Regions from separate parts of the Mus musculus genome. Here all the other regions are linked to region 1. The links are chromatin loops, found by intact Hi-C in ENCODE. Cell type or tissue: heart. All regions are shown on one strand. Each heading gives the region's core, and the rest is flanking DNA. Links, peaks and the distances in the headings are about the cores only.

Region 1 (10,587 bases), core at 1,734-9,733:
GTAGACCCTAGTCCATCCAGTGTGTTAGTAGGTCAGGACATAGGTGGCCTAGTTGAGGGAGAGATGCCTTCCCACTATTGCCTCTCACTGAATGTGGCAGGTAGGAGAGCAGGACTCACAGTCATGAAACCAAGAGAGCTGGCTCTGCTCGTCACCATCTACAGCACTCAGGGGGAGCAGGCCTTATACCTCTCCTGGGTAGCATAGTCCACTTGGCTGGTGGTGAAGCGGGAGAGCTGGTCCCAGGTCATGAGAGCAAGAGAGCTAGCCTTGCCCCTCACCAGTGGCTGCATTCAGGAAAGTGGGGAGAACAGATTCCTTCTCCTTGCCTGAGTAACACAGCCAGGCTGGCCCCGGTGGCAAATATGAAGGGCCAATCCTGCAGAACCAAAGCTGCAGGATCTCCATGACACAGGGCAGCAACGGAATATCCGAGAGGAGTCCCTGTAAGGATGCAGTCCTGATAGTGTAGTAAATGCCAGGGGCCTCAAAACAGACTAGTGGACATTTGCAAACAAAGAAGTGTGGACAAAGGGGCAGACTGTGGGACACACTGGGATATGCTATGGTTTCTAGGACAAGATTGTTTTAAAGATTCTATCTTATTTTTCTCTCTTTTGTGGGGTAGTTACAAGGGCAGAGGGCAGATACTAAGGGATGGGGATATGAGTGGAAATGGGGTGCATGATGGGAAATTCACAAAGAACTAATAGTAAGTTAAAAAATGTTCAAACAGAACAAATCTCTGCTGTCAAGAAGACAAGGGTCACACTTCAGGTGAAATATAAGAAATACTCTCTATTTCTTCAGATCCTCTCACATTGCATTCTGCTTGTGTTTTGAGAAAAACTTGATACTTCCTCCAGCAGCAGTGGATCTAGGCAGTTTCTAATATTGCCACCCAATGAAGTTATAATTTGACCATGTTCTTCCTGAATTCCATTCATCATCAAATAAAATCTCCATATATTTTTTTTTCTGAAATAAGAATCGCTGGCATTCCAGGTCTCCGTACATTGTCTATGCTGTAGTTCACAAATTTTAAGCCTTGTGCCGGCACTGACTGTCACTCCCTCCTGTCACGCTTCTAGCATCTGCTCACTTTTTCTAATCTAGGAAGATCCTTTTTAGTATGAATTCTTTTCAGTTATGGTTTTAACAACTGTTTTATCTACAAAATGTAGCAAGGAAATTCTTTACAGAGCCTCCCATGTAATAACGATGTTCTTCACAGAGCTGCCCATGCAGTAAGGATGCTCTTTGCAGAGCTGCCCATGTTCTTTGCAGAGCTGGCCATGTAGTAACAATGTACCTTACAGCATCATGCACATTACTAATGAAGGGTGGCTGAGAAGACTGGCCTGCCTTTTGCTTTTGTTTTTCCTAAATGGCTCTGTTCCAGTAGACAACACACTCTGGTACATCTGTTCAGTCAACTATAAATCTCCCTAAATCTTTCATGACTTGGTCTACATTTGTTTCTCTTATATGCAAATTACTATCCTTAGGGATTTTATCCAAACCTTCTTTGAGTGTTTGTTTGTTTGTTTGATACAGATGTGTCCTTGAAAAATAAACCTAATAACTTTAAAACCAGAATCACCCTATTTGAAGAGAATGCGTTCCTTTATAAGCTTGCTTTTGGTATTAACATTCTTTTCTAGTATTTTCAGGCAACTTCTATAATAAGCAAATTCAAACTTTTATCAATGACAAGTGTCATACTTGTGCATCCTGTACCACCTGATAATACTGGGATGTGCTCACTGCCACTCTTCTGTGCCATTCCTCTTACAGTGGTTTTCTAGCTCGGAAACACCAGGCTTGTATTAGTTTGCTGTTGCTGCTGAAACATATTTCCATGGAGTTTCTGGCTTCAAACAGCACAGATTTGTTATAGTACAGCATTGAAATAATAAAAAAAAAAAAACAAAAACAACAACAGTTTCACTGAGTTAAAACGAAGGTGTTGGCAGGACTGGTTCCTCCTGGAGCCTCTGATAGGACAATCCCTGCCCTTGCCTTTCCCAGCTTCTAAATGCTGTTCACATTCCCTGGCTGGTTATCGCCGCCATCAGAGGCATCACTCCAACCTTTGTTTCTTTCCCCACATCCTCTTTTGCTTCTTTGACCCTCCAACCTTCTTCTCATAAGAACATTGGTTATTACAATGGACCCATTTAGGTAGTTGGATCTTCCCATCACAAGAGCTTTAGTTAACCACATCTGTAAAGTCCTACTCACGATGAGAGGTCACATAGTCACAGGTTTCAGGGATCATGATGTAGCTCTCTTTGAAAGAGGCCATTCACATCCCATGGTAGTTGCTTAATTATCTGGGGATGCCATTTATTTGTCTTTGTTACAGAAATGAATCCGGATGGGCTAATGTTTTTCCTGGGGTATTTTTTTCTTTTGGAATAGTTTTCTCTGCAATGCTAGCCTTTCCACATTGGAAAGCCTTTTTCTAAAGGGAGTGGGCAGGGGACAAGTGAAGCAACAAATGGATAACTCCACATTCCCCTGTCTGATTTAAAACTGCCTGGTCCAGTGGCCATTTCCCACTTTGCCCATCTATACACCCACACCCATGCATGTGAGTGCTTGCGCGCATGCACACACACATACACATACACACACACACACCACACCACACACATACATACAGACATACACAAATCACACACACACACACACACACAAATACACATACACGCATACACATAAACACACACACACACACACACAAAGGTAGAGATGAAAGAGTCTCTTAGTTTTTAATATTTTTCCAGTCTCAATCAACTTGCTCCCTGCTGGCTTTTCTGTATGATTTATTGGTACAAATCTGTGCTTCTGGTCTCATGCTCAGCCTTGACTGTGCACTTTTCCTTCAAAATTCTGTTTCTGTTCTTTCTATTCCTCTCTTTGGGTGGTTGTAAGGGACACTCCCTGCATCCCCGTCATTAGAATAAGCCATGATTACAAAGTAAGCATCCTTTTATTGTAAGCTACGCGTTCTTCGTAAGTGATGGTCCCTTTTAGAAACACACTACAAACTCATTTTACTGATTTCAGATTAAAAGAAGAAAAGCCAATGGGTGTGTCTAAACATGCCCATTTGTTCCTCTTCCCTGCCATTACAAATTCCGAGATGATTCAGTCACTTCCTCCTACGGTCACCATACCTTCTGGGACACCAACTGGCTTTCCCTTTTGGTTAGAAATGAGCGGAGGCTCTGTGCAATTTGTCCTCTAATCAGTCCTTCCACTTTTAGCAACAGGAACCTCCCAACAGATGTCTGGAGAGTTGAAGTCATGACATCACCTCATCACTGTTACAGGGGAAAGGAGTCTTTACCGCTGACCACCTCTCTGTGATCGTGTGTCTCTGGCCACAAGCTTCCACACAGTTCTGGACTCTTCCACATGGTTCTTGTTTCTAGATAATACTCCGACTTAAGTAGGAATGCTTAGGCTGAGAAAAGTTAGACTACTTTTCTAGCTTATCTAGCTAGAGATAAGCTTAGGTGTGCCTGCAAGTGGACCTGAAACAATTTGCTGCTCTTGGAAATACATCAGTAAAGGGCAGACCTCTGATGCCATTTCAGAGAGCTACATGCTTTTAGAAACGACTCCTGCCCGTAGGCATAAGGCGTGCCACCTGGCCTGTGGCTTTGCTTTCACCGCTTAGCCACCTCAACTAGATTAGAGGTGAGCACGTGACCTCAGCGAGATCAGCAGAGTGACCTCAGGACTTCCATGGGGGATGCTGGGATGACATTTTCCTATGCTGTCGAGGTGGACAGGGAGCACACAGGTCAGGGCTTACAGCCATTTTGAGACTCCAAGAAGAGCTCATTTGAGAAGGTGCCATCTCGTAGAAAGGGAATGAGAAGAACTCAGGTTTTTAGGGCATTGTTGACAGCTAGAAGGTCAAGTCTTCCGATTTTTAGTCTCTTGTCTTAAAACTTATTTTTCTAATTTCCATTTGAATGTATATATAAAACACATATATATAATATATTATATGTGTATATGTATATATGTAATATATATTGTACATACACATGCATATATGTATACATGTATATTTATATATATGACATGATTTTTTTGCTATAGGTGAGAAGGTTAGTGTGTAAGGAAAAAGACTGGAGAGGACAGAGGATGAGCTCTGAGCTTTGGCCATCAGAAGGCATTTTCATCGTGCCCTGTCTTGCTTCTGTGCATACAGTAGAAAGGAAAATGAGCAGATTTTTTTCACTGTATGTCAGACAGTCATGGTGGTACATGTCTGTTACCTCAGCAGTCAAGGAGAGACCAAAGGTATGAGGATGGAGATCTGCCTGAGCTACATAGCAAGATCCTGTCTCAAAACAACCAACGAAAATGTTGTATCTCCAAGAACAACTCCTGCTGCTGTAACCTCAGTCTGAGTCACAAGTGTGTCATGCCAAGGAGTTAGACAGTATGGGGACATTTAGTCAGAATTGGTAGTATGCAGAGTTCCATTTCCCTGCCGTCCCAACTGCTCATAAAAACCCCGTCAGTCATACAACCGTTCTAAAGATAAGCCTCTGAAACACCCTCTTTCAGGTGCCAATAATGGCTCCAAATCAGACAGAAATTTAATTTATAATCTTTCCCCAACAACTTTCCTACCTTATTTAAGTCAATCTTATTTTCTACAACAGTAAGGAAAGCAACTTGCAAAAATCTTAAATAGCTCTAGAGATGATCCAAACTGTTGCAGTGCCCTGAGCCCTCATCCAGGATCTGCATCTCCACAACTGGGGGGCTTCTTCATCTCCCCAATCCTCGGCCCACTCAAGCAAACTTGGCTTAATACCATCATCTGTATAAAAACCCAGGCCTGTTTCAACTCAGTTTCTGCTTACATATAAGGTTGTGTTCATGTATCTTACAGTCTCTCCCCAGCAGAGTATGCGCCCCTTCAGCCATAAGCCACAGCTTTACCGTGGAGGATAACCTAACCGATCTGTGTCCTTGGTACCTGGCACACATAGTAAGTCTTCAATAAAAGCTCATGTGGAAGGAATGTCTTTATTCAATGTTTGGCTACAGCTAGCACTCCCTGCTGACTTCGTGTTCCCTGCCATCATGTGCCTTGGGCCGTAGAAGAAGCAGACTTAAAGGGGGGATTCCCATAAATGGGATGATAGTTTCTCACAAAGCCAAGCATGGAATGTCATGTGATCTAGAAGTTCCACTCATAGGTATACACTGTACTTACCCTTCTAGGGTGAGCGTGCTTAAGTGGTGTGTGTGTGTGTGTGTGTGTGTGTGTGTATTTGTGTGTGTGTTTATTATTGTGTTGTGTATAAGATTTCTGGGGCATGTTTAGTGACTCTGAGTCTAACTTTCTTTCTTTGTTTTTATTCAACAGGATCTTATTATGATGCCATTCCTGGCCTTGATTTTACAGACCCCTGCCTGCCTCTGCCTCACAAGAGTGCCAGGATTACAGGTGTGAGCCACCATACCCCACTCTATGAGTAACTTTTTTTTTGAGAAATGCATAACTTTAAAAAGGACCGCCTAATTTTTCTACAGTGCCTGCAAGTGTTTTGTACTCCAGTAGTACAGGCGAGGAGTCTGTGTCTCCTCTTCAGAAGTAACTCCCCCCTTTTTTGTAAGTGATGGCCATCCCGGTAGCAAGGCCTTTTTAGGGTTTGATTTCCCCTAGGGCTAATGGTGTGGGTCATCTTCTGTTTTCCTTGCTAGTTCTTCATGTATATATTGTAGGCATTGTCCTACCCTCTGCCCATATTTAAGTTAGATTATTCTAATTAGTTCTAGTCTATTAGTTATCGCACCATAAGAATTCCTTACTCTTCAGGAAACTTTATATGTGGTTTGCAAATGCACTTTCTGCTCGAAAGTTGATTTTACTTCCTCAGTAATGTTCTTTGATGCACATTTTTATTTTTGATGACTTCAAATCTGTCTTCTTTTCCTCCTTCAGTGACCTGTGTGCTTTGGCCATCTGAACTCCAGGCTTCATGACCAGCTGAGTAGTTTCTTTCTCACTTCCCTGTTTGGAAGAACAAATGTAGCCAGCCACTGGCTAGTCGGTAACTGAGTCCTCTAAGGACAAGGACGGGATCTAAAGAGCAGAAATGCCTGAGAAAGAAGAGGTCAAGTGGTCAAACATGAGCCCCACCCTAGTACATGCTTTCAGCAAACCTGTGACAGAACTTTCCCTTGGGCATCACTTTCTGTGCATCCCAGAAAGTGATGCACAGGGAATGCCACAAGCAGCCCCAAGAAAATTGTCCTGTGCAGCCAATCTTACACCTGGCAGCTGGTGCCACCCAGTGGTGGATATGAGAATGACATGGGGGTAGTAATTCAGTTGGTAGCTAGGCAGATTCTGGGTTGATTCTTAACAGCCCAGGCTATTAGGAATAATGAACATAGATTAGCTAATAAGTCTGTAGTGAGATAATAGAGAGCTCTTCGGATATATTCCCAAGAGGTGCATAGCTGGATCTTATGGTAGATTTTCAGCTCTTTGAGGAACTGCCACACTGATTTGCACAGAGGCCATACCAGCATTAAGTGTTCCCTTCTTTGGCACTTCTACTTTTAATGTATGTCTGACCTAACAACTGCAGGCTGCTATCTTGAGGTTATTTCACAGTAGTGAAAGAGTTAATAGAAGGAAACCATGACTGTGGATTGGAGCAGATTTACCACTCAGCCTTCTGTTTGATCTTACTCTAAGATCTACATGGGAAAAAATTAATAATCATAAACTGATTAGAGGAGAGGGGAAACTACAATAAACAGACTAATCATTTAAAGTTTGTGTCCAGGTATTTGTTTCTCTAGGATCATGTTTCCACCTGATTCAAATGAGCTTTTCATCTGCTATTGGCAAATATCCACTTTCAATGAGTCTGAAGTAAAAGGGGGGTAGGGAGTCAAGATTTTGAGGAATCTCAAGATCAAAAGCATGGTGTATATTAAAAGGAGGAAAAGATAATGTATGTTATGTGACCTCATGAGTAGTGGGTCATGTGGCTTGTATTGTCTGCCTCACTCCTATTCATGTAGCTGTCAATGTTGACATAAGGTTGTCTGTGCAAACAAGCATTCCCAGGCAGTGAGAAATAAAACCACTGAACAGTCTCGTACTTTTAGACATGACTATTGAAAGAGAAGGTATATATACACCAGATCCCATTAGCACATCATAAAAATCTCCCCTGCAAGTCATATTTTACTCTGTGACTTCTAATTTTTTTCTTTACTCTTAGAATCAAGCACTAGGCTGAGCTTCCAGGATCAGCTTCCAGAACCATACTTCGTAACTTCTGCTACCATCAGAAGGTCCCTCACCACTTCTGCTGATCTCTGTGAAAGTGGGTTCTCCACATTCTGATTCTTGATACCCACAAAGCCACTGAGCCCTCAGCTGCAATTGCTATGAGAGCCCAAACATCTGCCTACCATGTTTGCTCCCAAACAGCCCCATGATGTGAACATTTGTCTTCCAAAGCTCTTAGGGGCATCTGCTTAGCATTAATTAAATCACACGAAAAACCCAGAGATGAAAGTAAGTAACACATTTCATTGTAGACTGAAAGTCGATGCCCCATGATTCATGCATTGAACCCTATTCCTCAATGTGATGGAATTAAGAGTTAACCCTTTGAGAAGTAATTAGGTCATGAGGGTGGAGTCCTCCTGAATGAAGTAATAAATATAAGGGGATACCCAGGGCAAGGAGATACAGTTTCAGGGGAGTTTCACAACTCATGCTGGAAGATGTGGACTCAGGGAGGGAAGAGCAAGGAGATGAGCCAGGTAAAAGCACCTCATACACAGAATTCCACACCATATATGGCAGGCTGTGGAAGTGAAAACTGGGTCAGAGGTAAAATAAAGGGCATTCAAGTGTGGAAGAGCCACACCAAAGAACAGCAGAAGTAGAGACAATGTAGGGGGTGTTTTGGCCTTTGGATAACAACTGTTAGTGCAGACGGTAGCTGACTTTCAGAAGATAACTACAGAAAGAGCCTGGAGCCCAAAATAGCAGTTGCACAGAGGAAAATGACCTCTCTATCCTACTACTATTATTTAATTTTCTCTGAACACTGTAAACACCTTCACGGAAAGATGGAAGCTGATGTGAACAAAAAGAAGAGAAAAAAAAAAAACCTCAACTAGCAAACTGCTTCCAAATGCATTAGTTCTAGTGTGGAAACAAAAATAACATGAAATAGCAAACAACATGTTTTCAAGAATCACTATTCCCATAATACTAGACCCTTAGTAAGAATGACCTGGGAGAACTTTCAGACAATTACTTCAGAAGAATGATTCTGTGTTTGACAACTCAAAAAATGTATATAAATGTACTCAAGAGAATAAAAACAAAGAGCTGAATGAAGTGAGGATGACAGTTTAAGACAGAAAAACAAAGTTCAATATAGAAATACAGTTATTGAAGAGAAGGCAAACTGAAATGGTGCTGAAAGCAAGAAGCTCAATAAACCTCAGTGGGAAGCCTCACTAATGGAATGGGGCACATTTAAAACACTATTGGGGTTTGAAAACAAGATAAAGGATAGGGCAATGATAACTCTCTCTCTCTGTCTCTCTCTCTCTGTCTCTCTCTCTCTCTCTCTCTCTCTCTCTCTCTCTCTCTCTGTGTGTGTGTGTGTGTGTATGTGTGTGTATGTGTGTTTGTGTGTGTTTGTGTGTGTTTGTGTGTGTTTGTGTGTTTGTGTGTGTGTGTGTGTGTGTGTGTGTGTGTGTGTGTATTTGTGTGTGTGTGTGAAGGCCAAATCTTCTACTTTGGGGCACAGAAGAAGGAAAGTCACATCAAAGGCATAAAAATAAACTCACAGAAGAACATTCACCAAACCTGAAGAAGGAGACACTCATCCAGAGACTACAAAGCCTATAGAACACCAAATATACAGGATGATATAAGACACTCCCCATAGCATTCTATAGTTGAAACACTAAAATACAGAATAATGAAAGGTATAAAAAATAAACTGCATGAGAGAAGTGTCCAGTCACTTACAAATGCAGGTCCACCAGAAAACATTTAAGTGCATTTATAGCCAAAAGGACTTGGCAAGATTATTCTAAGTTCTGAGAGATCACAACTGCCAAAACAGGCTATTATACCTAGCAAAACTATCTATTATAGTTAATTTAAATGTTACATGGTTAAAAGCAGACTAAAGGAGTTTGTGACACCTAAGTTACTCTAAAGATGATAATTGAATAGGACTGAAGAGATAGACAAATGCACCAAGGAGAACGCAAGGGATTAAGAAGCAATAGAAGGTAGTTAAACAAAAGAGGTACAAGAAAACATTAACAAGAAACAAAATGAGAGGATAACAAGAACTTTTAAGATTAGTGATCTCAACTCCCCAGTCAAAGCCTGACTAGTAGATTGGATTAGAAAAAGGAACCCATCTTTTTTGCTACCACCAAGAAATACATATCACTATCAAAGATAGAGACCACCTTAACATAGAGATCAAAAAAGTTATTTTAAACAAACTAAGAAACAAGAAAGTATAGGTAGTCTAATGTTTAACAATCTAGACTTTAAACCCAAACTAGTCAGAAGAGATAAGGAAGGTCACTCCATACTGATTAAAATAATAATAATCTACCAAGAGGAGATTACAGTTCAAAAACATTTCCACAAAACATGGGCATACCCAACTTCATAAAATAAATATTACAATATATGAAAACACAGATTAATCTCAATACAATGATAGTGGATGGCTTTAATACACCACTCTTAACAATAAACAGGTCAACTGGTCAAAAACTAAGCATAGAAACATTGAAGTTAAATGTCATGATATGTTAAATAGTTCTCACAGATATCTACATATTATTACATTCAAACACTTTATATTATACATTCTTATCTGCAGCTCATGGAACTTTTTCTAAAACTGATCACATAGTAGGACACAAAGAAAGTCTCATCATATACATGAAAATTAAAATCAGATTTTGTATCCTAATTAATTATAATGAAAAAAGTCAGATATCAATGATAATAAAGAAGATTGTTTAACACTTGGACAAATTAACCAAAACAAAGGAAGAGAAGACCTAAATTAATAAAATTATAGGAGAAATGAAACATTACAAAAGGTAGCAATAAAATTCAGAAAATAATAAGGACATACCTTAAAAACATATATTCTACTAATTTAAGAAACTTAAAAGAAGTGGATGAATTTCTAAGTGCATGTGAAATGCCCAAATTAAGCCAAAGTGAAAGGATTGAGTGAATAAACAGTTCTACAACCAGCAACAATAATGAAGCATCAACAGAGACTCTCTCACCTCAAGAGGTCTGGGACAAGATGGATTCACTGCAGAACTTTAGCAGAACTTCAAGGAAATAGCACTTAAAATATCTAATTTATTCCATAAGGTAGATAAATGAGGAAAGCTTCTAAACTAGTCTTATGAAGTAAGTATTATACTTATGAATAAAAAACCAGATAAAGCACATCCACTCTCTCTACTTCTAGTTAATAGAAAACTTGGAGTCTTAGCGACAAGATA
Region 2 (10,587 bases), core at 1,783-9,782, 250 kb before region 1:
GAAATGTGGTTTCTTTAAAATTAAAACTGCATGGCCGATAAAAACTACTACAGCACAACCCATTCTAATTGTACAGAATTAGAGACTACAACCCAAGAGACCAATGAGGAGGGACTGAACTCATGACTTGACAAAGGATATAGAAAAATCCAAGCTAGTCTTTGCAAATTAACTACTTCAACCTCTTTATCATCTAAATCAAAGTTTGATGTCCGGACGACTGTTAAAGGTCACAAGGCTAACTTATCAACAGAGCAAAGCATCTTTTCTAGCCCACAAATATCTCTGGTATAGCTTGCTTTTAAAAAATATTTATTTAATTTTAGGGTATACTGGTTCAATTCTGTAGCATTATATTACAATGCTTATATACAGCTCTAATTCTGCAGTGCTCTCAGCAGTTCACTTTAAGCTGTACCAAAATACTTTTTATTTAAGCTTTTAAAATTATATTTATCTGCAACAGAACATATGTCATGTCCCGTGTGTGTATCAGCTGTCTCCTCCCAACCAGTGGGCTTCAGGGATGGAACTCAGTTGCCTGCTTGCTAGCAAGCACTTTTACCCACTGAACTATCTCACTTTCCCTCATACTTTGCACTACTGCAGAGTAGCAAAATCTGGTTCCCAGCACCCACAATGAATGGATGGCTCACAACTGTAACTCTAGCTCCAGCTATGGATAGGACACCCTTTTCCAGTCTCCACAGACACACAAGCTCTTTAAAAAACCAACCCACCCCCCAAACAACAACAACAACAACAACGACAACAAAAGGCAGTACTTTTTACTACATCATTTTGTTTACTGTTAATGGACAGACATTCAACCAAGTTTCATCTAACCAGGTATCTAACAACCCTGACAGATTTCCCTATTAAGGCATCAGGATTATTTGAAAATTCTTTTTTAGTGAAGAAACTTTCTCTGTCTGTGATTGCTGTTATCAGTTCTTTGTTTTAGAGCAATATTAGAAGTAACCAGAACTTTCTCCCGAGACTATCAGTGCCCGTCTAGAAGTTTTAGGTAAAAGAAAGCTCATTTGGTATACGTAAGAACCTAAAATACAGAAATTAACTTGTTTCTAGAAACAAATGGTTCTGAATTTTCTTTAAAATTATGTAATTTAAATAAACCAGGCATGGTGGTACATAACTTTAATCCCAGCATTCGGGAGGCAGAGGCAGGCAGATCTCTAAGCTCGAGACCAGCCTGGTCTACAGATGTAGTTCCAGGGCAGTCACAGTCAGAGCCGCTTCAAAGAGAAACCCTGTCTTGAAATTCCAAAAAGCAAAGAGGAAACTCTGTTAACTGACCTTATCTGCACGTCCCATGAAAGCAGGTTTGCCTGCGAGTCCGAGGCAAATGGCACACACGATGCTTGACTTCCCTGTTCCATTGGCTCCAATGATCATGTTCAGATGGGGCCCAGGAGACACTTCACAGATGTCATATGTTCTGAATTGTAAAGGAGCAATATCATTAAGCAGAAGTAAGAGAAAACCCTTTTCTTTGTAAATGAATCTTCTTGTTACTTTGCATTATCAGTGTCCACAACCCTTTTATAATTCATTTAAAAGCCAGCTACCATTATGAATGTAAGGTTATTCATATATTTAGGAGCACGAGGACTGAAGAGCCATGCCAGGGTCTTTCCTATGCTAGGTAGGTGCTTTATCACCTAACTCTATACTCAACCCTGTAAACTTGAAATAATCAACTTCTAGAGGGAAAACTCTTACAATGGAAAAGTAACAATGCAGATGTAAAATAAGACCACAGGAGCTCAGCATGGTGGCACAAGGCTTTAATTCTAGCATTCAGGAGGCAGGGCTTTAAAAACCTGGTTAAAATAAACCTGTGAGTTTGGGGCCAGTCAGGGCTACATAGTGAGAGATTCTGTCAAGCGACAACCCAAGTTTGAAACCATTTAGCTTCTTTTGGGAGACTATATCAAAGCTATTGCACTTATTTTTACCTCTATTTTTGTAAAACAATTTTAAAACAAATTGGTACAAGAAGTCATGGCTTCTTTCCTAATGTCTTACATTTACTATTTTTCTTGAATTAAAACAGTAGCTACTTCTCATATTTTAATATTTAAAGCAATCTAACAATTATTCAAATGACAAAATAATCATTAAATCAATAGCTTCATTTTATCATCAATTAAAATTTTTTTTCAAAAAGGGCCTTGACAAGAATCCACGACAGACTAGTTCTGATAATCCCCGTTTCTCTAGGAGAAGGCAAGGATGCATAAGCAGAGAGAGCTGTAACCCTTGTACACACCATGGCATCCTCCCTGCACAGTTAGTCCATAGCTACAGGAATTAAATAATTTATATTCAGGCCCTATAAGTTTTATATATCTGCTTCTAAATCTGCTGCTTCTGTGAGCTCTTAATTTAAGTGATTTTTTTAATTCTACATATTTTTTAAGATTAATTTTAGTTTTTTTATTTACTTATTTATGTTTTTCGAGACAAGGTTTCTGTGTAGCCCTGGCTATCCTGGAAACTTACTCTGTAGACCAGGCTGGCCTTGGATGCAGAGATCCGCCCACCTCTGCCTCATAAGGACAAGGACTAACGGAGCAAGATGTCTGTCTTTATTACTTATTTTTAATCTGTATTTAATTCTCATTACTTATCAAGGCAGCTTTGGCAAGATATGAAGTAAGCTATAACCTAGACATTTCTCTAGCTTGCCTTTCAAAATCCTTAATTAGAATCCATAAATATCCCTTCTCTAGGTTTTTAGTGCTTAGGTATACCTAACTAATCTCTAAGTATAAATGCCAGAGTGCTACTAATATGCTAAATATATAAATAATTTAACAAAGCATACCAACTTTAACATTTAAAACGTTAAAAAGCCAGGTGGCAACAAAAATATGCATGTGACAAAGAACTACATGGATACACATGGAAATCTAGTATCACTTGTTAAAAAAAGAGGTGGTGCTGGAGAGATGAGTCCACTGATGAGAGCTTTATCCTCTTCCAGAGGCTTCAAGTTTGGTTCCCAGAACCAACATAGTACAGCTAACAACCACTTGTAACTGGAGCCCCAAGCCATATGATGTCCACTCCTGGTTTTATATATGTGTGTGCATGCATGTGTGTGTACACCTGTACACACACACACCTTAAAAGGCTTTGTAGCCGGGCGTGGTGGCGCACGCCTTTAGTCCCAGCACTCGGGAGGCAGAGGCAGGCGGATTTCTGAGTTCCAGGCCAGCCTGGTCTACAAAGTGAGCTCCAGGACAGCCAGGGCTATACAGAGAAACCCTGTCTCGGAAAACCAAAAAAAAAAAAAAAAAAAAAAAGGCTTTGTAACTCAGCCCTAGTTTCAACTTTTTCCTATCTCCTTTTTCTATCTCTACTCAGAACTCTAAATTCTATTATATATTTCTTCTAGTTTCCTGACTAATCTGTGCTTCCTTTAGCTTATAACTCTCCCTCTACTCTCAACCTATCTGACTTAATTTGCTCACAGCAACCTCCTGTCCTATCTCTAGTCCATCTGAATTCTCTAAGCTTAGCTAGCCCCCCTACTTGCTTGGGACTCACTTCTCTCAGACTCGTTCTGTGACAACTTGGTTGTCAACCTAAATACATCTAGAATTAATTAAAACCCAAGCAGCTGGGTAGACCTGTGAGGGATTTTTTTCTTAAACCACTTGAAGTGGGAAGACCCACTTTTCATCCAGATCTTCTGAGGTGTGAAGATCCACCTTTACTCCGGGCCACACTTTCTGCTGGAAGCCTCTATAAAGGACACAGAGGGAAGCTTGTTCTCTTTGCCTGCTGGCTTCCCCTCTTGCTCTCAGTGACAAGTCCATTTCTTCATTGGCATCAAGAGCCTACCTCTGGGATTCTGAAGACCAGCAGAGACATCCAGTGTCATGGACAAAGTAAGAATAACTACTGGCTTCTTAGAGCCACTGTCAATGGTAGACAGCCTTTGTTGGACAAGCTGAACCAAAGCCTGTAAGCCATTCTAATAAGAAGCCTTTCTGTATATGGATATAGATGTATTCTATAAGTTCTGTTCCTCTAGAAAATCTGAATATACCCCCCCAAATCTAAAATCTTATATTATTAAAATAAACAAAACCATACCCAACTCTGCATTTTTCACCTACTTTTTTTCTTTTTGCTGTTTTGGTCCAAGCTTTTCTTCCTTGGTCTAAAAAGTTTTCTTTTGTACTACTTGATCAAAGGGAAAACATTTTTCCAATTGCTCAATGTAGGAGGCTTCGGTCTCATTACGAGTTCAATGGAGCAGTTACTTCAAGGATTATTTTAACTAAGCCTCTCTGACGAGTCCCCCGTGAGTCTCAGCTCACCTTCCAGTACAGGAGATCTCTGCGCTCATCTTCTCTCATTCTTACAATAAAGACTTTTTTTTTCAATTTTTTATTAGATATTTTCTTCATTAACATTTCAAATGCCATCCTGAAAGTCCCCTATACCCTTTCCTTCCCCGCCCTGATCCTCTACCCACTCACTCCCACTTCTTGGCCCTGGTGTTCCCCTATACTGGGACATATAAAGTTTGCAATACCAAGGGGCCTCTTTTCCCAATGATGGCTGACTAGGCCATCTTCTGCTACATATGCAGCTAGAGACACGAGCTCTGGGGGTTACTGGTTAGTTCATATTGTTGTTCCACCTATAGGGTTGCAGACCCCTTCAGTTCCTCAATAAACACTTTTTAATTCCTCCAATTTATATTTTCCTTTTTGTAATTTCAAAGATTTCTGTAACATCAATAGCCACCTATACACAGGACTCCCAAGCCTGTGACTTATTCTTTTCTCTCTGAGCTCGTCGAGGCCTTTAGAAACTCCATGCATACATCTCTCTTAGCTATCCCACAGGAAAGTTCAAGACAGAGGCGCTCAACTGCATTCATCATTTATTCTCCGTCCACTCCACCCCCCCACTACTCTCTCTTGAATAACCAGATTGGTTAGCCAGAGCCAGACTTGGGAAGAACTAGGACACACTCCTCCACTCTCAGGCCTCACAATCTATAGGCAGATCTTATCAAATAACCCTTTCAGCTCTGCATTCTTGCTTTCTTACTTTAAATATTCTTGCTTGCTATCTGGCACCCTTTCAAAATCACAGGTTCCCGACCGCCTGCCTGCAGGATGATGCTGGAGTTCTTTAGTATAGTAACAGACAAGCCGGAACAATCGTTTCCAACCTCTATTCACCTATGTTCTTACATTCTACCTAAGGTCACTCACGAAACATTACAAACTGGCTTTCAGGCAGTTCCTTCTTTGGGTAATCGTCTTCCCTCCTTTTCTACTTTAGTATCTTCTTCACAAAGCTCTGATGGTTGGGGATGGACTTAGCCTTTTCAGTCTGTGCCTCCCATGAAATCCTGGGTAGATAAGTTACAGCAGATAACCTCATGCTGAGTACAGTTACCTTTCCTGATCAGGATTCAAATTAGCAATTTTGCTATTAGAATCTATACAGACCGGGGCAAAAAAACAATAGCCATGAGTTTATGTCATCAACAAAGACAGGTAGAAACGCAGCGATGTGTAAATAAAACAAACGAACACCTGATACACAACTGCTTGAAAAAAAAATGGTATTGTTATTAAGGGTCTATAAATTATGCAAGCCTACATTTAAGAAAAAATACCTCGAAAAGATAACTCTAAGATGATAAACAGATAATGATATTTCTGGTAACATTTAGAATCTACTCAACTAGTTGGGGTCGGGGCAAGGAAGAAAGGAGGATTGGACGGGGCAAGAATCTGCAAGGAGGTACAAAAACTGGGAACACGATTTTTAATTTCTTTGGTACACTCTAATCTCCAATCAACAACCATTACCATGTCATCTGCCCATTCTGGAAATCGTGTACACTTTTTAAAATTTGCCACTCTGCTGTAACTGTCGAGTTTTGTGAAGTGCACAGGTCCGTGGTAGATCGAGATTCGCAGATTAACAAACTAGAGACCCGGCCCCTTCGTATCTACTGCCTAGAGCCGACGCCTTCCAAAACCACTGGGTGGATAAAAACATCAGGCCACACGCCTACTACAGCCAACACGGCCAGTCTTCGTGGCCTAGGCAGGGAATGCCTCAGGGTTAGCCTGGCACAGGTTCCCCACCGCCGGGCACAGCCCACCGCCCCGGGCCTGCGGGCCGCTTGCTCCCGCCCAGCGCGGCCTGCCGCCACTCACAAGAAGTTCTCCATGGCGATGCGGACGATTGAGCCCTCGACGAAGGTCCCGGACGGCCGCGGCAGCGTCGGCAACGGGTTCGAGTTCTTTCTCTTGCTCGGGACCTCGGAGGAAGCATCTCTCGGGAGAGACCGCTTGGAAACCTGGGGGTTGGGGGGAGCAGCCTTCCCGCTCGGAGTCGCCATCCTGGCTTCCTCCGCGTCCCGCAGCGGCTTCCGTTCCCGGCGAGCCGCAGCCCAGGAGCCTCCGCGCCCGGCTCCCGCGCTAACTGACCCCGCCTGACCCCGCCCCCGCGGCCCCGATGCGCTTGCGCGGTTCCGCCCCGCAAACCCGAGGCCACGCCCCGACCAACGCTCCCCGGTGGCCTCAGAGGTGCGATGTGTGTGTGTGTGTGTCTGTGTGTGTGTGTGTGTGTGTATGTGTCTCTGTGTGTGTCTCTGTGTGTGTCTCTGTGTGTTTCTCGTGTGTGTGTGTGTGTGTGTGTGTGTGTGTGTGTGTGTGTGTGTGTGTGTGTGTGTGTGTGTGTTACTACTTTGCAACGGTCCCTCCCAGAACTCCAGGCTTCATCTGTCTTATGTTCTACATTGCAGTTTCCTTCCCTGGTGCTCAAATGAACTCCAAAGAAAAGATGCCTGTTGACTGTGCCTGTTGTTGGAAGCATGGCACTAACAACCATCTGATGCTCTCAAGATTGTGAAGAGTGTATTAATTACTTGCCCACTCACACTTCCTAGTCCTTTTATTGTATAATTTATTTATTTTTATTTTATGTGCATTGATGTTTTGCCTGCATGTATGTATGTCTGTGTGAGGGTGTCAGATCTCGGAGTTACAGACAGTGGAACCCAGGTCCTCTAGAATAGCAGTCCGTTCTCTTAACCACTGGGCCATCATGCTATCTCCCAGCACATACATTTATTTATTTATTTGAGACAGACTCTTTATATAGCTCTAGATGGACTACTACTCACTAGAGAGCCCAGGCTGGTCTTGAACTTTTACTACTTCTGCTTCCTTAGTGCAGCCACCAGTTCCAGTGCAGCCACCAGATGGCCTCTCCCTTCAGGGTTTCTTTTTTCTTTTCTTTCTTTCTTTTATTTAATTAAGCATTTCACTTATTTACAACCCAAATGTTGTCTCTCTCCCCCCCCCAGAGTTCTTCCCCCCCCCCCCCATCGCTCCTCCTCTTTGACTCTGAGAGGGTGCCTCTCCCTTGGTATCCCCCCTCCCTGGGGCATCCAGTCTCTGCAGGACTAAGCACATCCTCTTCCACTAAGGCCAGACAAGGCTGCTCTCTGCTACATATGTGCTGGTGGCCTTGGACCAGCCCATGTATGTTCTTTGGTTGGTGGCTTATTCTCTGGGAGCTCCTAGGGGTTCAGGTTAGTTGATATTGTTGGTCTACCTATGGGGTTACCATCCCCTTCGCTTTCTTCAATCCTTCCTTTAAATCTTCCATAGGGGTCCTTTCAGGGTCTTTAAATTCCCTGCTTCTTTAGGAATGGCTCTACCTCCCTGTGCCCATGTTCATCTCATTAGCCCTTTCAAAGATTATGCCCCTGAAGCCCATAGGCAACATTCACCCAACCAATAATAACCGGCCAGAGACTAGGGTAATGGGGAAATAAAGATAAACCATTAAATAGTTTTAAGTAGGAGAGGCCTGTGATCTAATTAAAGCTTTTCAGTCATTCTGCTTGCTGTGTGGAAAACTCATTGAAAGGAGACCTGGGGAGGCCAGTTAGAAATCCCATGCAGTAGAGTCCTCTTTTGACCACTAGAACCAACACTCCTTTTTGCAGGCCCCTGCTTCTTTCTCTCATACAAATGGAATCTGCTCAGTAAAAGTTAAAATGAAAGAAAACATAATCATTGTAGAAAGCATATAAACTTGTTATGGGTACTTGATGTGTGTGTGTGCCTCTGTGTGTGTGTGTGTAAAAATTAAGGAATACCTTGTAAAATGTTCAAGTAACAGGAAGAAATAAAAAGACCCAGTGCTTAGGATACCATGCTGCTAGTACTTCTACACATAGCTGGTATATTCTTGGCTTCAAGAACTTAAAGGTTGCCAGGCATGGTGGTGTATGCCTGCAGTCTCAACACTCAGTATACTGGCCAGGAAGATCACAAATCCTATCAAGGAGAAGGAGGGAGGAGAGGAGAGTCAGATTCTGAACAAGTAATTAGTTATGAGGGAATTTATTCTATGGACAAATAAGAATATAACCAGCAATGGTGGGACTTAAGAGCTTCACCATTAAAGTTAAAGAGTTAATGGGACCAGCGTTACCATTTCGTGCCAGGATGAGACTTTTAGAATGCTGTTAAAGTTATGTTTCTAAACTTAAAAGTTGGGAACAAATCCCCAAATTTGGATGACTGCAGAAAGACAGTCATACTGTGGGTTTTAACTGGCTCGTCATGGTTGCCACTGTATCAGAAAGCACAGTAAAGAAACCACTGAAATGGCCGCTCAGTGCTTGGAAGGGAAAAGCTTACTCCAAGCTGCCAAGACCATCTCTCCAGGAAAGCAGGGCAGGGAGAATGAGGGTTTTAAAGAGACTGAGTAGGAGGTGAGAGGGGCCAAGATGTTAGTGTGGGGGTTGGGAAAGCATAATGAGCATCTGTGAGGGGGGGCGGGGGAGCCTGGAGGCCAGCATGGACTGTGATGTGCAGGTCAGTGCAGCCGTAGGTTCCTTCTGCCAGTGGCAAGGGAAATGATTCCCTTGGGAGATAGCAAAGCATTTCACGAGTTCCAGAGGAATGCTGCTTTTTATCTAAATGCCAGGAATCCTTCTATAGTCCAGGTTGAGCTTTTCTATATATAGGAACTGTCTGAGAGCTAACAGATACCATCCTGAAAGAAGGATAAGGTTGGACCAGCAAGATGATGAAGCACATAAATGTATCTGCTGCAATCTGGGGTCCCACAGTAGAAAGAGAGAACCAATTCCTAGAAGGTATCCTCTGACTCTTACACGTGTGCTTTCACTCACACAACACCATACATACAATAAAAAGAAATCCAACCATAGAAACAATTCCCATGAAGCATAGGAACTTGGGGAGCACACAGGAAAACAATTGTAAAGGGAAAAAACTTGTAATTTCTTTATTCAAGTTAATTCTTAAGATTTTAGTGTAGTTTAAAAAAAAAAGATTTATTTTATGTATGTAAGTACACTGTCACTGTCTTCAGACATACCAGAAGAGGGCATCAGATCCCATCACAGATGGTTGTGAGCTACCGTGTGGTTGCTGGGAATTGAACACAGAACCTCTAGAAGAACAGTCAGTGGACTTAACTGCTGAGCCATCTCTCTAGCCTTAGTGTAGTTTTAATATCTGTCTTCTTGTACATGTATGGTGAGTTCCTTCTGTTTCTCAAAGATAAAAATAATACAATACACACAGACATTGTATTATCTATACTGTATTTGATCATCACTTGATATATTACTTTTCATGTCATTTTCATAAAATCATTTTAGGTAATTAGAATTTCATTGAATACTGTTATTGTTATTGATTTATATAATTATCTTCGGTTAGACTCTGTGTGATTGAAAATTATCGTGAACCAAAGATGCTCCGGTAGACTTAGTAACATATGCTTCTTAAATATGCTTTAAATTTTTCACTCACACACGAAAGTATACACGTTTGTCTTGCTGTATCAGGAGTCTTTCATTCCATTGATAAGAACTACTTTGAGAAACACCTGCCCCTGTCCTGCTGGCCTGGGGCAGCCAGAAGAAAGACACCCAAGTGCCCACCATGGGCACCACTATAATGGGTGGATGTGTGATGAAGAGATGGAGAAGATGGAATACACAGTGGCGCGATGGGAGAGAAGAAGACACTGCTGATGGATTCGGTATCCATGGTTCTGCTGCGGCTGGGGTCTGTGTCAATGTCTGTCGCCTGAGTTAGCACCAAATGCTAAGTGGATGTCACCAGAGACCATATGGATGCCTGAGGGTCATGATGGCGATGGGGGACATGCTGATCTGAGTGGCCTGTGCTACTACCTGAGGCCACAAGACATTAAGCTCATGTTGCTCTCGGGGGACGGGGGATGGGGGGAGGATGTCTGGGTCTGTGTTACCATCAAAGGCCATGCAGATGTCCTCGGTCTGAACTGCTACCTGAGGCACTTTGCTGAGCTGGCCGTGTCCTCTCCTGGGTATCACAGTAGAGCTGACCCTGGATTATGGAAGCAGATGAGCCCACCCAAGGGCATGAGTGAGGTTCAGCTGGCCTGTCCTTGGTCTGCTCTGAGGTGGTGTGGACAAGGGAGAGATGCTCTCACCCCACTCCTCCCTACCGACAGAGAAGGCTGGAAGTTTGGCCCCAAGGT
Region 3 (10,587 bases), core at 1,751-9,750, 230 kb before region 1:
GTAATGTAAGATATGAAAGAAAAATTCAGCAAAGAGAAACACCGAAGAAACCCCAACTGCAGATGCTAGAAATGTAAAGGCTAAAAGCCTGATGGGAAAATCTAAGCAATAGAATGGATGGGGAGAGGACAAAATGTCTGCACTTAAAGGTGGAGGAACTTGAACAATTAAAGAAGAACAAAAACAGCATAGCAACCAGTTCCCAAGATTTATGGGGAAAGTTGCTAATAAAGACACAGGGATTTAGGATGCCAAGATCAGAAAAGAACCTCCCTCCATTATGCTATAATTATGCACAAAATATATGGTGCAAAGGAAATATATTAAAAGTGGCAAGAGAAAAAATATGAAGTCACACATAGGGACAAGCCATCATAAGAGCAGATTATTAAACTAAAACTTCAAAAGACAGGAGGACCCGGACAGAAGTGGCTCAAAAGTTGTGAAAGACACCTCCTAATAAAAATTAGCAAAGCTACCTATTAGGATTGAAGGAAAGAAGTTTCCATGGTAATCAATTAATGATCACTAAGCTTGCTTATGAAAAATAGTTGAAAGAATATTTAAGAATGAAGAGAAAAAAACAAACCTGCTCTGAGGCAGGTCCCAGGAAAGAATAAACCACACTAGAATAACAGTACACTGTAACCATGGGCTTTTCCACATGCATCCCAGTTCCCACATAACATCTTGGAGGTTTATTTATGTAGGAATAAATGCTAAGGCCATCTGCTTAGCTTGTTGCCTGAGTAGCTAGTACTTCTTTAGCCCAGTTAGACACTTCTATTTCTAATACAGGGCTAGTTACCTCTCCTCAGTTTCATGTGTCCTACTTCCTCAGAGTCCAGGTGTCAAATCTCTTCCATGCCTGACTGTCTCCCAGAGTTCATCTCTTTCTCTGCCATATGTCCCACCTTCTAATCCTGCCTCAGGTCATTGGCCATCAGATTTTTATTGACAGGTGATGCTTCCACACAGTACACAAGAGATTTTCTCTATAGTAAGCAAGAGAAGAAAGGGTATGTGTGTGAAGAAACAAACGCTACAAAATCAAAAGATTTAGCAAATTCTAGAACAAATTCATCAGTCATACACCATGACTAAATTGGTTTAATTCTAGGGATGCAAGATTGGTTCAAAAACTACAAACCACTAAATTTAATTCATTAGTCTACTGTTTAATTAGATTTAGAACAGAAAGTATCCAATTATCTAAATATGTACAAAAAATTGACCAAGTTCAGCCTACTCTTATGATAAAAGTCTTGAAAAAATAGAAGAAACATATCTGAACATAAAGTAAAAGATCATACATAGCAAACCTATATCCACTAAATTGGCAAAAACTGAAAGCATTTCTGATAAATCTGAAATGAGACAAAATTTCCACTCGTTCAAGCCGTTAAAGTCTTACAGTGCTTTAAGTCTTAGCTACAGCAATAAGAGAGAAAGAAATAAAGGGGATATAACTAGGAAAAAGAAATTCAAATCATCTGTATTTACACATTAAATCTTGCTAAACACATTAAAAATAGCAGGATATAAAAATCACACAACTGATGGTTTAAATCACACACACACACACACACACACACACACACACACACACACACGAAACCAGGAAAAAAAACTAAAAATGGCTTCAAAGTGATAAAAAAAATACCCATGAAACAGTGAAAATTTGAAGACATTGAAGAAGATGCTAAAAGTTGGAAAGATATCCAACACTCAGATATTAATAGAATATCGTGGAATGGTTCATTACCCCCCCCCCAAAAAAAGAACTGCAAATTAAATGCAACCCCGATCAAAATAATAGTTCTTACAGAACTAGGAAAAAAGAAACAAAAAATTTTAGAACACAAAAGACAAAAAAGGTCAAAACAAATGCTAATCCAAGAAGGCAGTTTCGGAGGAGGAACAGGCCTGGTTCCATATTGTGATACAGTGCGAACGCTGCACACTGCAGAGCCCTGACCCTAAACAGACACGTGATCAGTGCAATATATGGAAACTCAAACCTACACAGCTACAGCAGAGAAATGTAGACAAAGTTATATAAAAAAACATAACGTTGGTGAAGAAGTAGTGTTTTTCAACAAATGGTAAACTAGTTATCTTCACGTACAGGAATAAACTACGTCCTCTGTACAGAGATCAACTCACAATGCACTAAAAATCTTAGGTAACTCCTAAAGTCCTGAAACTGTTAAGGAAAACACTTTAAGATATAGGCATCATCTAGGATTTTTGAAAAGGACTCTACTAGCTAAGGAAATAATTCCCAAAAATTGATAAATGGAATTGCACTCAGCTAAGAAGTTTCTGTACTGCAAGAGAAGCAATCAGCTGAGTCAGGAGATAGTTTCCAGGGCGGGAGGAAGACTGGCTCAACTATACTGCTGACTGGGAGTTAATATCTATACAGAACTTAAAAAGCTAAGCACCTCCAACAAAACAAGAACGCTTTAAATTAAAGCCCCAAATCATCCAAACCAAAGAATGGCATAAATTGAACAAGTGATTCTCAAAGAAGAAGTACAAATGGCCCATAAATATTTTAAGAAACTGTTTGACACCCTCATGCATTAGGGAAAAAGAAAATTGCCTGGAGATCCTAGCTCACTCTAGTCCGAATGACAGTCATGAAGAAATGAGAACAAACACTCACCCCATACCTCGGCTCTTGCGAATAGCGCAACAATTGGTGTATGTGAACGTCCCTATGGTAAGGTAGTTCCTACTTTGTTTCCTTGTCTGCCTTAGTTTGGGATGGCTGGATCCTATGATAGGTCTGTTATATGTTTTTGAGAAACCTCTACAGTTATTTCCATAGGGGCTCCATCAGTTTATATCCCCACTAGCGGTTCATTAGACTCTCTCTCTTTTCCCACTTCCGTGCCAGCACTTGTCATTTATTATGCAGAAGTTGATTTTCTCCTTCCACTATGTGGGTTCTTAGGGTTGAATTCAGGTCAATTCATGCAGAATTGGCAGCAAGCTCCTTAACCTCCTGAGCCATGTCGTCAACCCTGAAGTTTTAACTTTATCAGTCATTATCATTTTCCCTTCCTTTTTGTCCCTCCAGAATATCATGACTCCTCAATTTTCAATTTGATAACCTCCTTTTCTTTCATTGTTACTTACATATGTATGTATGTACAACATAACACAATATAAATACAACCCACTGGAATTGTGTTTTGTTGTTTCTATATATATATATTCAGGGCTGACCAATAAATACAGGACTTATCTTTGGGAGAGATTATTTCTCTCTTTCTCAGCGGTCACTAGCTGCCTATAATTTTTTTGGAACCTGTGGTAGCTTTGCTCCATTCCACATTTGCACATCTATTGATATTGCCATTATTCCTGTCTTATTTATTCAGCCATTCCTAGGGGAAGATTTTCTCACACACACACACACAAAAATGTGGTAATATTCTGGCTCTTATAATCTTTCTAACCTCTCTTCCAGAACATTCCTTGAGCCACAATGGCAGGCACTATGATGTAGATGTACCTGGTGGGGCTGGCTTCTCCATGATCCCTTGACCTCTGCACTGTATCAAGTTACGGTTTTTCTGTTATGGTCTCCACTTGCTGTCAAGAGAGTCTTATTTAGTGAGGAGTGGTAGCTACACGATATGTATAAAGATATGATTTAGAATTTAGTAAGGAAATGTACTGGTCTAGCCAAGTACTGGCAGTACATACTTTTCTAATGCCCATGACCTCACTTGCCCCAGGAAGGTGGCTGGGCTTCCACTTCTAGGCATAATTTTCTTTCTGTTTTTAGGTCAATTCCACAGCTATTGTTTGCTACCAACATTTGGATGCCACTTATTGTACTTTATCTTTTTTAATTAAATAAAAACATTTTTATTCCCGTGTTGGAAATTAAGCCCAGGGGGTTGGTTATACATCCTAGAAGGGTTGGCTCTAACTTGTGCTTGCTTTGGCAGCACATGCACAAAAACCGGAATAGTAAAGAGAATGCTAGCATGGCCCCTATGTAAGAATAATATGCAAATTTGTGAAGCAGTTCATATTTTTTTCTAACAATATTTTTATTGATTATTTGGGAATTTCATATAATACCCCTGATCATACTTGCTCTCCATCCCTTCCAGATCCACCTCCTACTCTTATGACCTGCCCCCCACAAATACACTAAGTCTAATTTGTGTTGCTCATATACTCATTGGAGCATGGTCAAGCTCCCAGCAGCCAGCCCCTTAAAGATAACTGAGTCCATTCCCACCCCTCCCACCCCATCTCAGCCAGAAGCCATCAATTGTGAAGAGCTATGCTTCAGCGTGTTTATCACAAGTTTTAAGGACTCTATTCAATGGGTTCCTGCCTGGACTGTCCCACCCTCCTTTTGGTGGGGGAGAGGTTTCCTCAGAAGCCTTAAATGACTTTCATTCTCAATTTTGAGTCTGCAGTCATTGATATCACTGCAGAAGAAGTATTCCCACCTATGACAATAAGCAGCAGCAAGGATCACAGACATTAACATGGCTTCCAGCAGCAGCACAGACTATGGACAGCAACATGTCATCCAGAAAATGAACCTTTCTTCAACTCGTGTGTATATCTTGCTTTTGCTCAGAGCCAGGGTGATTGTGTGATTGAGCAGCTTGTTGCTGGGTTGGCGGGCAAAGCCCATGTGAGTTCTAGGCTATTGCACACCTCCCTGCTGGTTCTACTGTGCATGTAAGGGTCTGAAAATCACTGAAGGAAGACCCCAGACTCAGATAGTCTGCAAAGACAAACAACATTTATTCTGAAGAAGCATCTAGCATGCGGGGTCAACCATTCTCCAAAATGGTGACCCCAGACAAGAGCACTCAGGCCTTCTTATAGGGAACTGTGGGACTCTCTAGGATTAGGTAATCTAAAATTTCATTGGTGAGTGCTAGGGGGTACCAGGTGGTCAGTGGTTTGCATTCTTATGTCATGAACATTTAACAATAGGATGAGATAGGGCTGCCCAGCACAGATGGCCCATCCTGAGATAAGCTATTTCCCTATTTTTGTGGTTTTCCCCAGGCTGTTCTTTGGGGGGTGGGCTATGACCTTGTTTCTGGATTTTATGGTCTGTTCCTGGAACTGGTACCTTATGGCCTCTTTCCCCACCCCCTGAAATCAGGTCTGATCCTTAAATGGAGACAAATGGGATTTATGTGTCCTTTCAGACAATGACAAGCTCATTTGTCCACCTCATGTGCACCCCCATACCTGCTGCTGATGCCACCAAATCTCTACCTTGGTGAGTCTTCTACCTCTCTCTAGCATATATGCCATTCGTTCACCCATCTTTCCTAACTCTCCATCAAACATTCACCATCAAAGTGGCGTTGCAAATTGCCACGTCGCACACAGTATATATTGCTTTTCCCAAGCAGCTTTATGTACAAATTTTTATTGGAATGAGTCATTGGTCTGATTCAATGAGGTTTCTGTTTTCTAAAGTGCCATAAATACTGTATTATTCTGAGACTCATCTCAAAGGTCTTGCTGTTGTTCAGGGTCAGGCTCATCTTGTGGCTGGGCAGAGGGTTGGAAGGCAGGATCTGCATAAACTCCAGGCAACTGCATACCTCCTTGCCCTCAGTGCCAACAGCCCTGCATGCTCACTGGGCATGCAGGTATCACTTCAGCCCTGAGCTGTCGTCCCCCTTGCAGGGTTAGCACTGCAAGATGCAGCAGCAGTGGCCATATCTCTAGTTGCCCTTCTGGGCTGTGTGGCAAGGTGTACCAATACCACTTGGTATCTTCAGCGAAGAACAGCTTCAGCAAAGCCAAACAATGACCAGTAAAGAATGGCAAGGCATACCAACACCGTCGAGCCTCATCCACTGTCCACTGGGCTAGATTTATATCTTTTCCAAACATCTCATGTTCTCTCAAGCATCTGCACTAGCAAAACATCATAGGCCCCTTTTCTAGGCTGCCTCAAAAACAAACAAACAAACAACCCTGCCACATGTCTGTTCTTAGCAAACCATCCTTCCATGTGTCTGCTTCAACAAAAACATCCTCTCATAAGACAGTTTCCAGAGAAACATCACATGACAAGACTGAGTCTCCAAAGAAACCAGCAATTTCCACGTCACATGGGAACACTTACGTGGAGGTCACTTGACAACTCACAGGCGTTGTTCTCTCCTGCCATGTGGGTTTTGGGAATCAAGCTCCGTTCATCAGGCTTAGCAGTGAGCATCTTTATCTGATTAGCCATCTAACTGGCCCTCCTGCCTTATTTAAAAACTGTTTTTAGGAGACTTTTGGTTGGATTTGAATCCATTGCATATTTTATAATATGCAATCATTCATTGTGCAGTCTAATAATTTATGAAGTGTTAGAAGAGGGGCTATCCAGATTAAAAAGTAGTATACAACCAAAAGGACCAACGAAATTATTATAGACCTCCAAGGCGACCTTTTATACTCCTTCTGGTATTTGGAACCCATGTGCACATTTGTGATAAACTAAGTGCTTTTCTTGAACAATTAAATAATCCAGACACAGCTCATGAAAACTAAATTAGGTGATAATTTTTTAAAAAGATGGATCTGTAAAGAAGTCTAACTTTGCACAAGCTTTTTGAGGAATTAATGTACAAATCAGGAGAACTACAGTCAGTCACATCGGTGGGAAGGAGAAGACCTTGCTTAGCCACTGGTTAAAGAAAAGGAAGGTGACCTGGTAGGATTCTATGGCTGCTTTATCCTTAAGATGGCACTCTAAGCTCATGCTTTTCTTATACAGAAAGAGACACAAAAATAACTGAATTTTACTAATTCCTTATCACATAAACTGGGAAGACTTTTGTGTCCAAAACTTAATGTGTCTATGTTCTTGTATGTATTACATTGTTGTTGTTGTTGTTGTTGTTGTTGGGTATTTTGAGGGCCTCACTTTGTTTTGAGACCAAGTTTTATTTAGCACCGGCCACCTTGAATTTCTTACAGGACCAAGGATGACTTTGAATTTGTGATTCTCTTCAGCCCCACAAGTGTTGGGACAGCAGGAGTGTGTTGCTATGTCTTATCACCTATTACTTTTTGTTATTCTTCATAGTAACTACTTTATCTCTTTTGGCAAAGTAGGAAAAAGATCCAGAGGGTTAAAAAAAAGACTTACTCTCAAGTCCAGTTTGTAAGGAGCCGAGTCAGAATTTGAGTGGAGGCATCCAGAATCCATGAGCAGGGGGCCTAATTTCTGGTATGTGCTATGTCTTTACAGAGATCCACATGCCAGAAATCCAGTCGTATTAGAAAACTTATTAGTTATGAAAACGTATTTTTCCCCAGTTCTGGTTGTATGGGGAAACACAGGGATGAGACATCAAGGAAGCCAAGTCTTATCCCTCCAAGAGTAAGTCACAAAAGCATCCAGACCTCTGGAAAGCTCCACCGTGGATCTCTACTGTCAGACGCCGCTCCTGGGCTTTCCCCTGGAGTCTGAGCACGTGACCACATCGTTTGTCTTGAAATTGTGCTGGCTGTCTCATATCCCATTGTCTTCACTAATCTGTGCATGTCTTTGTAACCTCCATGCTTGCTGAGACGCCCAGAGCACAGGTATCTTAAGCTATCATCTCTGAACTTAGTTCTTCCATCTTAAGCCAGACCTCACATCAGAGGTACTGCGTTTTCCATATCTGTGCAATTCCTCCCCTCTCTACATAAATAATCACCATTGCAGATGGTGAATCATAAGAGGGAAGCCAATCTGCAGGGAAAGCTGTCTCTATTTCAAGAGCTTGGGTGTTTAGGTGCTGCCGAGAACTGGGATAAATGCAGAGACTGGGATTAAATGGTTAAGTAGCACCTAGTAACTGGTGTGCCTCCCTCTTGGGCACTGCTAAACCTGGAGATACTACGGAAGCTGTGCTTACATCTGCCTCTATTTCCATCCACACTGAATATAGTCAAATGCTAAAGGCAACCTGGAGAGGAAAGTGAAGCATGAAACCTGCAAGGAGCACAAATGAGGCAAGGTGAGTCACTCCGCTCACTTTCCACCTCCTTGACTCTAAAACGGACACTAAAAACCCGGCAGTCGTTTCTTAGCAACTGCCAGTAATAATTACCTCTTTCCTTGCTGCCTGAAAAAGATACTCTAAGCCATTGAGCTGTCTCTCCAACCCACTAACCCACTCCTCTCTTTTTTTTCCCTTCCAGACAGGGTCTCCCACTGAACCTAGAGCTCATCGAGTGGCCACCACATCAAGCTTTTTGACAAGGTGCCTGGGGCTCCTAACTGAGGTCCTAATGGTGGCAGGGCACCATTTTGCTGACTGAGCCACCTCCTTAGCCCCATATTGGAGCTATTTGTATAGCCAATAAACCCTAGAAGACGGAAGCTAAGAACCTTCGGCTACTCTATCATCCACATCGCTGATGGAGTTGAGGGAGAAGCTAGCAGGCTGAGGAGGCTGTTTTAGAGAAGGTTAGAACACAGGATGGGCAACAGGCTAGGTTTCAAACCCGGGTCTTGCACTGACTGCTGATCTGGAAAACATTAAATGTCCTTATCTAGAAAATGAACCTGCTGCTAGGATCTACACACGGGTTGTTGTTAGGATTAAATAAGTTAATGCCTATGACGACATCTTTGCCTGTCTCTGGAAACAGTAGGTCTTCAATAAATGTTAGCTGGAATGATTACGGAAGACTTTATGTCACTGTCAAGGATGCCAGAGAAATGCTTTATTCATTTGTCACACAGCACAAATACCTCACTATGAACTCAGATAATTGTGGGTGAAGAGTGTTCGTTCCTTCATTCAGCAAATGTAATATACTTATAGGTGGAACCAATGCTGTGAGGGATTTATGATGCCTAATGTACATCAAAATCCAATTGCACCTCAGTGTCTAATTAATCATAGGAAAAATTTTCATTAATACAATCCTGTCTTATTACATAATGAAGTTAGTTTTCCTCTATAAACCCAGGGATGTTGGTTTTTGTATGGCTGAGTATTTTTATTTTCTAAGTAGTGTGGCATGCAGAGAGGCATGGTGTTCTTCACAGATGGGGCCAGCGGATTTACAGCCTTGCAAAGCTAAGAAGTTGACTTTTACCGCCACTTCAGAGCTATGCAGTCCTAAGTAACTTTCCACCTTCTGATATTCTGTTGTTTCACTTTGTTGTCTTCATGGTGCTTGGGATCAAAGCCCAGGCCTTGCTCTGTTTAGCAAGTGCTCTATCACTGAGCTACATCCGCAGTACTGATGCTTGGCTTTCTCATCTGTGAAAAATGCTACTAACATTTCCATTTCAGGGGTGAGGGAGAGATTAAATTCATTTGCTCATTTGATTTTGTTTCTGGGCACCAAGAACACAAAAGCAACAACAGATTCTGTGTCCTGGTTAGTGATACGGCTCAGTACATGTAGATACTTGCAGATAAACCCGCCAAATCAAGTTCGGTCGTGTGGTAGGTAGAAGGAGAGAGCCTATTCCTTCCCCTTTCCCCATTAATTTGTTTATTTATTCACTTTACAGCCGGATTGCAGCCTCCTCCCTCTTCTCCTCCCAGTCCCATCCTACCATCCTCCTCCTTTATTCCCCTCATGCTTCTTCTCAGAGAAGTGGAGCCCCCCCCCCCCGCCCCCGCGAATACCCACCCACCCTGATATATCATGTCACAGCAGGACTAAATGTATCCTCTCCCACTGAGGACAGACAAAGCAGCCCAGCTATGGGAAAGGGATCTAAGACTCCCAACAGATTCAGAGACAGGCCCCTACTCTGTTAGGGGACCCACATGAAGAACAGAGCTGCAGGTCTGCTACCTGTGTGTAAGGGGCCTAGGCTCAGCCCATTCATATTCTTTGTTTGGTAGTTTAGTCTCTGTGAGCCCCCCGTGGGCCCAGGTTAGTTAACTCTGTAGGTCTTCTTGTGGTGTTCTTGACCTCTCTGGCTCCCTCATTCCTTCCTCTCACTCTTCCACAAGACTTCTCAAGCTCTGCCTGTTGTTTGGCTTTGGGTCTCTGCATCTGTTTCCACCAACTGCTGGATGAGTCTACTCAGAGAACAGACTCTTAAGTGAAAGCCAGAACCACTCCCCAACAAATACATTTAATTTTAAAAGCTAAAAGAAAAGTTGTGTCTTTAGAATTTAATTCCAGAGATAAATTTAGGGAAATTGAGATTATTATGGGAAATAAAATAATCTTTATATATTAATTATTACATGAAAGTATGTAGTAATGTCACTGATAAGGTGACTTAAAACATTTAATTATGGCAGAATAGAGCTTCAAATTAGAATTTGCAATTATATAATGGATATGTTCTGATAAAGACAAATAATGTAGTAATGAGTTAATTGCTAATGAGAGGATTTTTAAATGATCTTTTATTAGGCAATTTTGAAGTTTTAGACAGCTGATTAGCCACACAATTGCACACATATATACAATTCTAAATAAGTCAATAAAAAAACCATAGTTTATCAAATGTGGTTGAACTCATACTACTAAAAATTTCACTAAAAATATTTATGATAAAAATGGGTCAAATTGTTTAACACATTTATAAAAATTGTTGAGTGTATGTGC

What was found. Hi-C counts contacts between places; a loop is a spot of excess contacts. Peaks named below come from ENCODE experiments on the same cell type or tissue, not always from the same donor. Only the 100,000 strongest peaks of a DNase experiment are listed, where the experiment ranks them.
Region 2: a loop joins it to region 1, with 2.7 times the contacts of the local background. A loop is called at or near these places in 3 of 42 quality-filtered maps.
Region 3: a loop joins it to region 1, with 19 times the contacts of the local background. A loop is called at or near these places in 10 of 42 quality-filtered maps.

The regions. Positions count from the first base shown.
Region 1 is chr19:23,517,585-23,528,171 of GRCm38, forward strand. Gm34012 (a long non-coding RNA gene) reads left to right here. Exons shown (of 3, transcript XR_386614.2): 2 at 4,928-5,026; 3 at 5,408-5,468. Among named protein-coding and RNA genes, the nearest start is that of Gm34012, 26 kb to the left of the region's middle. In heart, for the core only: a CTCF peak has its summit at 6,341 (motif pointing left); a DNase peak (open chromatin) is centred at 6,327; H3K27ac peaks cover 1,175 bases.
Region 2 is chr19:23,267,410-23,277,996 of GRCm38, forward strand. Smc5 (structural maintenance of chromosomes 5) reads right to left here and starts at 6,488. Exons shown (of 25, transcript NM_001252684.1): 1 at 6,225-6,488; 2 at 1,318-1,459. The coding sequence starts at 6,409. It overlaps Gm33950 (a long non-coding RNA gene), which reads left to right and starts at 6,499. Exons shown (of 2, transcript XR_386613.2): 1 at 6,499-6,596; 2 at 6,815-6,950. In heart, for the core only: no CTCF peak of the experiment used is centred there; a DNase peak (open chromatin) is centred at 6,512; H3K4me3 peaks cover 2,084 bases; H3K27ac peaks cover 1,247 bases.
Region 3 is chr19:23,292,377-23,302,963 of GRCm38, forward strand. Gm24263 (a small nuclear RNA gene) reads left to right here and starts at 3,953; the gene lies at 3,953-4,059. Gm41821 (a long non-coding RNA gene) reads left to right here and starts at 7,554. Exons shown (of 3, transcript XR_877770.2): 1 at 7,554-8,015; 2 at 8,200-8,467. Mamdc2 (MAM domain containing 2) reads right to left here. Exons shown (of 14, transcript NM_174857.3): 14 at 10,233-10,587. In heart, for the core only: a CTCF peak has its summit at 6,744; no DNase peak of the experiment used is centred there.